Linked DNA regions of Homo sapiens: region 2 is linked to region 1. Evidence: chromatin contacts called from ENCODE Hi-C or POLR2A ChIA-PET data. All regions are on one chromosome and are shown on one strand. The core of a region is the stretch at or near the end of the contact, and the rest is flanking DNA. Distances in the headings are between cores, read along the strand shown.

Region 1 (3,020 bases), core at 232-2,731:
CCATTAAAAAATTATTAGAACTAATAATCAAGTTCAACAAGGTTGCAGGACATAAAAGCAATATAGAAAAATCAATTATAAATTTCTATCTACTAGCAATGAACAAACTAAAATATAAAATTAACAAAGCAATTTCATCTACAATAGCATCAAAAATAATACAAGTGTTAAAACTACAAAACATTGTTCAAAGAAATCAAAGATCTAGGCCATCTATTAAAAATACAAAAATTAGCCGGGCGTGGTGGCGCCTGGCCGAGACATAAGAATCACTTGAACCCGGGAGGCGGAGGTTGCAGTGAGGAGAGATCGCGCCACTGCACTCCAGCCTGACAAGTGAGACTCTGTCTCAAAAAAAAAAGAGAGAAAAAAAATCTAAATAAATGGAAAGACACTGCTTGTTCATGAATAGAAGACTGAACGCTGCTAAAATGACAATACTCCTCGATCTGATCTACAGAGTCAACACAATATTCCCATCAAAATCTCAGCTAGTTTCTGGGAAAAAAAATTGATAAATGGATACTAAAATTCCTACAGAAATTCAAGGGGCCCAGAATAGCCAAAACAAACTTGAAAAAGAAGAACAAAGCTCAAGGACTCACCCTTCCAGGTTTCAAAATTTACTACAAAGCTACAGTAAACGAGACAGTGTATAGGGTGCAGAAATCTTAGGGGAAAACCATAAGGTGCGGGGAGGGTGGGCAGCGTGGTACTGGCATAAGGATGGCCATAGGACAATAGATTCGAAATGAGAGTTCAGGGAAAAAACCCAAAACATGTATCTGTGGTCAATCGATTCCGGACAAGGGTGCCAAGACTATTTGATGGGAATAGTCTTTTGAAGAAATTATGCTTTAATAACTGGATACGCACAATGCAAAAGAATAGAGTTGGACCCCTAATTCATATCATATACAAAAATTAAATCATTATAGATCAACCACCTCATAAGAGCTAAAACTGTAAAACTCTTGGAAGAAAACATGGGTATAAATCTTCATGACCTTAGCTCAGGTAGGCAGCAGCCTTTTAGATATGATACCTTTCAAATATGATAAACACAGCAATAAAAGAAAAAATAATGAAATTGTCCTTTGTCAAAATGGGAAGCTTTATTTCTCAAAGGACACCATTAAGAAAGGAAAGACAACTTACAAAATGAGAGAAAATATTTGCAGATGTATATTTGATAATAGCCTTGTATCTAGAATATATAAAGAACTCCTACAACTCAATAATGAATAAGACAAATAACCCAACTTAAAGATAGGTAAAGAGTCTGAACAGACATTTCTCTAAAGCTACACACACTCTTTGGTCTCAGCTGCAGAAGCCAAATGACAAAGAGAACGTCATCGTCTGGAAAGCATCGCAATAAGATGCACACGATGTGCCACCGCTGTGGCTCTGAAGCCTACCACCTTCAGAAGTCAACCTGTGGCAAATGTGGCTACATTGCCAAGTGCAAGAGAAAGTGTAACTGAAGTATCAAGGCTAAAAGTTGAAACACCACCAGGACTGATCATATGGGGCGCCTAAAAATTGCACACTGCAGATTCAGGCATGGATTCTGTGAAAGAACAACACATAAACCCAAGAAGGCAGCTATTGCAACATCCAGCTTATCTCACGAATTTCAGTGATTAGTCATGCCATAAAGGTTCTGGTTTAAAACCTGAACTGAAAAAAGGCTAGGCACGGTGGCTCACGCCTGTAATCCCAGCACTTTGGGAGGCAGAGATAGGCAGATCACTTGAGCTCAGGAGTTCGAGACCAGCCTGGGCAACATGGCGAAACCTCATCTCTATGAAAAATACAAAAACATAGCCAGGCCTGGGGGTATGCGCCTGTAGTCCCAGCTACTTCGGAGGCTGAGGTGGGAGAATCACTTGAGCCCCCGAGGTTGAGGCTGCAGTGATTGTGCCACTGCACTCCAGCCTGGGTGACAGAGCGAGACCCTGTGTCCAAAAAAAAGTAAAGAAAAGAAAAAAATAATGAAGTCACACTTTGCGAGAGTGGGAGAAGTATGGCAGATGCTGCCACTTATTACCCTCCACTTCAGAAGGGCACATTTCAAAGGCTCCCATGACACCTCTCCTGTTCCGATCATTGTTTCCAAGGAACAAAGCTCAGGCATGCACCTGTGGATGCCATGATGTCCATGTTCCATGTTCTCCACTAATTTCACTTCAGACTAGAACCTTATCACTAAAAACCTCACCATGCAGAATTATCTTACAGAGAAGTTTCCTTATGACACAATTTTTATGTCCCAATGGCTGCCTGGCTTTGTGTCCCAGCTCTTTGTTCTCACAGTGAATAGCTTTCCAAGAAAATGCTTCCCTGGTCCCTGTTCACTCAGCACTCCCATCATGACCTGTGTGTGTGTGTGTGTGTGTACGCGCACACACGAGTGTGCAGTGTGATGAGGATGGGAATCAGGGGGCTGGAGCATTGCTTAACTGAGCAATGCATAATTAGCCTCCCTTCCCAGCCTCAGCAGGCAGCAACTCCCCTGCATCTTCCCCTTCTGCTTCCCCTCCTCCATCACCCTCATTATCTCAATGTTGCTTTCCAATATTCCCAAGCAACCAAGCTAAACAAAGCAAACATTAAGCAAAGAAGACAGAAAGAAAACAGGCTTTGGAGTGTGGCACAGAGAAGCTCAAAAACTAGCCCTGTCATTTTCCACTTAGGAACCCCAGGCAAGCCTACGATGTCAACTTTGTCAAATGAAGATCACATAATACCCAATTTCAAGATATATTTATAGGATTCCCCCTATGAGCTGGGTGCCGAGGTTACAACCTGAATGACACATGTAGACTGTCATTGAAAAACTCATAGTGTAGTAGGAGATATAGAAATGCAAACAAATTCCAATGCAGTGTGATAAAGGCCATGACAGGTGGCATTAAGGAGGCAGGAGGGATTAATTCTCTTCATGGTTGAGGAGGAGGAAGAAGGCATTCTGGGGTGGATGTAAGACTTCAGTAAGACAATGTGTCCACAGAACA
Region 2 (3,020 bases), core at 208-2,707, 36 kb before region 1:
CAGATTTCCTGGGTTTGAGCCCTAGCTCTTCAGCTGTGTAGCTGTGTGACACATTGGTAAACTAACTATTTAAAATCCTGATTCCTCATTATCGTCACCTGCAAAATGAGACTAGTAATAATTATCGCTATCTCAAAGCATCACTGTGAGGAATAAATGAGATAGCCAAGGGCTTAGAATGAAGCTAAGTAAGGGTGTGATCAGTGTTAGCTATTAGTGCCCCCTTTTAATTTTTTTATTATTTATTTATTTACTTATTTTTATTCATTTATTTTTTGAGATGGAGTCTCACTCTGTCACCCAGGTTGGAGTGCAGTGGCACCATCTCAGCTCACTGCAATCTCCGCCTCCTGGGTTCAAGCGAATCCTGCCTCAGCCTCTCGAGTAGCTGGGACTATAGACAAGTGCCGCCATGCCCGGGTAATTTTTTTGTATCTTTAGTACAGACAGGGTTTTGCCATGTTGGCCAGGCTGGTCTCGACCTCCTGACCTCAGGTGATCCGCCCACCTCAGCCTCCCAAAGTGCTGAAATTATGTGGTGGCTCACGCCTGGCCATACTGCCCCTTTTTAAAGATCAGGAGATTGAGGGTATCAAATAACTTGACCCAACTTACAGAATTGAAATGTAGGTCAATCTGATGACAAAGCCAAAGCTCTTTCTACCATGATACTCATTCTTTGCTACTTACTTACTTACAGCAGGTTTAGCAATAGCCAGTGTTAACAGGATAAGACCACGATTGGTGAGAAATGGACATTGGCTGATAGAGTGGAAGGAATTTCCAGTACAGACACATGGTAAAGTTGTTGGGAAATCATTACTTTCTACCATCCCCATCGCTTCCCCTCTGCACTCTCCCCACCACTCTTCTAAGCTTTCAAAGAGTTCTGCAAACTGTCCCATAGCCTATTTCTGGCTCTTTGTAAAGGAGTTAACATATTCAAACTATGTTTTTAGACTTAAAAACCTATGGAATTAAATTCTTAAATGGAAATGTTGAAGGACTAGAATTCACGTAATCGCAATGTTCAAGTGAGAACATGGGACTGTGATGAGGCAGTGATTCCACGCCCAGGCTCTGGAGCCAGACTGCCTCGCTTCCTATCTCTTGACTGTACTACTTGAAAAACAAATGCCATCACACAAGTCACTTTCTCTCCTTGAGCCTCAGCTTCACCATCTATAAAATGGTGATAATATTATCATTAACATTGTTGGGAGGATTAAAAAGTACCTGGCTGGTTGGGCGTGGTGGCTGAAGCCTATAATCCCAGCACTTTGGGAGGCTGAGGTGAGAAGCTTGCTTGAGCTCAGGAGTTCCAGACCAGTCTGGGCAACATAGTGAGACCCTGTCTCTACAAAAAATACAAAAATTAGCCAGGTGTGGTGGCTCCAGCTACTCAGGAGGCGGAGGTGGGAGGATTGCTTCAGCCTAGGAGGTTAAGGCTGCAATGAGCCGTGATTGCATCACTGCACTCCGGTCTGAGCAACAGAGGGTAACCCTGCCTCATAGCAAACAAACAAAAAGAAACAAAAAAGAAAAAAGTACCTGGCTACAGTAAATGCTCAAGGCCCTTTGTTATTATTTCAGATGGTCAAGAATAAATGTTTTTCAAGGATCTTCTTTTTGTAGACAACTGTGTAGTCACAGTTTAGAGTCGTTAATTATCTGCCTGGCAAGATACTTTTTAAAATTAAAATGTAAAGAACCTGAGGGGATTCACTCCCAAATGTTTATGGACAAACTGAAAGGGCATTTACACAGATATTACCTTCTACATTTATGTGAGAAAGTGCTTTAAGACACTGTACATGTGAAATGTGTAGTTATAATGGCTACTACTATGTTCTCTTTTATATTTTCTAATTATGTAAGTATTATGTTCTTTTTATCACTACTTTGTATTCCTGCACGGGAGCTTTGTGCCTACCCATTGAATGTAGTAGGCCCTAAATATTGCCTGTTAACTAATTATGGTGTCATATACCATGTTAAAATTAAAATATTACAATTACTGAAGCAGGTTTAAGAGAGAAACCCGGGCATAATATTCTTAGAAAAACTTTATGTGCCAGAAGTTGAATATATGAACTGGTAGTTTGATGCATGATTACTTTTTAATTATAAAAGTCATCTTTAATTGCAAAAAATTCATAATAGTGTTCTTTTAGATAGGAAATTTCCTGTGTTGTTAAGAATATGATTCAAGTTACTGAGAATTTATAGATATATATTTCCTGTACATACTATTCCTATATATCTATATATACCAACAATACTATACAAAAGTATTAGTCCCATTTTCTTTTTTTTTTTTCTTTTCTTTTTTCTTTTTTTTTTTTTTTTGAGACAAGGGCTCTGTCACCCAGGCTGGGGTGCAGTGGCATGATCACGGCTCACTGCAGCCTCAACTTCTCAGGCTCAAGCAATCCTCCTACCTCGACCTCTCAGGCTCAAGGGATCCTCTCACCTCAGCCTCTCAAGTTGCTGGGACTACAGGTCCTCACCACCACGCCTGGCTAATTTTTTATTTTTTTGTAGAGATGAGGTCTCACCACGTTGCCTAAAGTTGTTCTCAAACTCCTGGGCTCAAGCAATCCTCCTGCCTCGGCCTCCCAAAGTGCTGGGATTAAAGGCGTGAGCCAACACGCCCGGCCAGCCTCATTTTCTTGATGGAGAAACTGAGAAGGAGGGCGATCATGTGCTTACTTCAAAATCACAATTAGATAATGGCAAATTTGTGATTGTAATTTTATAAAGATGCCTTATCTTTGGGGTGATACTTTATAATTTAACTTCTTTTTGGCAGTAGAGTTGTTTTATATCCAAAACCAAACCAAACCCAGAGAGTCCAAATATAAAAGATAGAATTTTAAAAAATTTTAAAATTTGTGGGGGTCGGGCGTGGTGGCTCACGCCTGTAATCCCAGCACTTTTGGAGGCCAAGTGGAGCGGATCACCTGAGATCAGGAGTTCAAGACCAGCCTGGCCAACATGGTGAAATCCCATCTCTACTA

The links. Hi-C counts contacts between places; a loop is a spot of excess contacts on that map. ChIA-PET counts read pairs that join two places held with the same protein, here RNA polymerase II (POLR2A). Pooled maps may share reads with other maps.
Region 2: a map of PC-3 shows a loop between it and region 1 (2.6-fold over the local background). The contact joins two enhancer-like sites. A Hi-C loop is called at or near these places in 1 of 168 maps with a recorded cell type or tissue (PC-3), 1 of 37 single-sample maps with no recorded cell type and 4 of 50 pooled maps. POLR2A ChIA-PET finds 5 or more read pairs at or near these places in 8 of 52 experiments (Caco-2, GM12878, H1 and 5 more).

The regions. Positions count from the first base shown.
Region 1 is chr4:40,490,395-40,493,414 of GRCh38, forward strand. All of the region lies in intron 2 of RBM47 (RNA binding motif protein 47), which reads right to left. It also overlaps the pseudogene RPL37P14. Among named protein-coding and RNA genes, the nearest start is that of MIR4802, 10 kb to the right of the region's middle. Within about 2 kb of position 1,482, at least 4 of the 41 ENCODE cell types and tissues checked have a DNase peak (open chromatin) inside an H3K27ac peak, as active enhancers do.
Region 2 is chr4:40,454,239-40,457,258 of GRCh38, forward strand. The region is part of intron 3 of RBM47 (RNA binding motif protein 47); the gene reads right to left. Among named protein-coding and RNA genes, the nearest start is that of RBM47-AS1, 30 kb to the left of the region's middle. Within about 2 kb of position 1,458, at least 4 of the 41 ENCODE cell types and tissues checked have a DNase peak (open chromatin) inside an H3K27ac peak, as active enhancers do.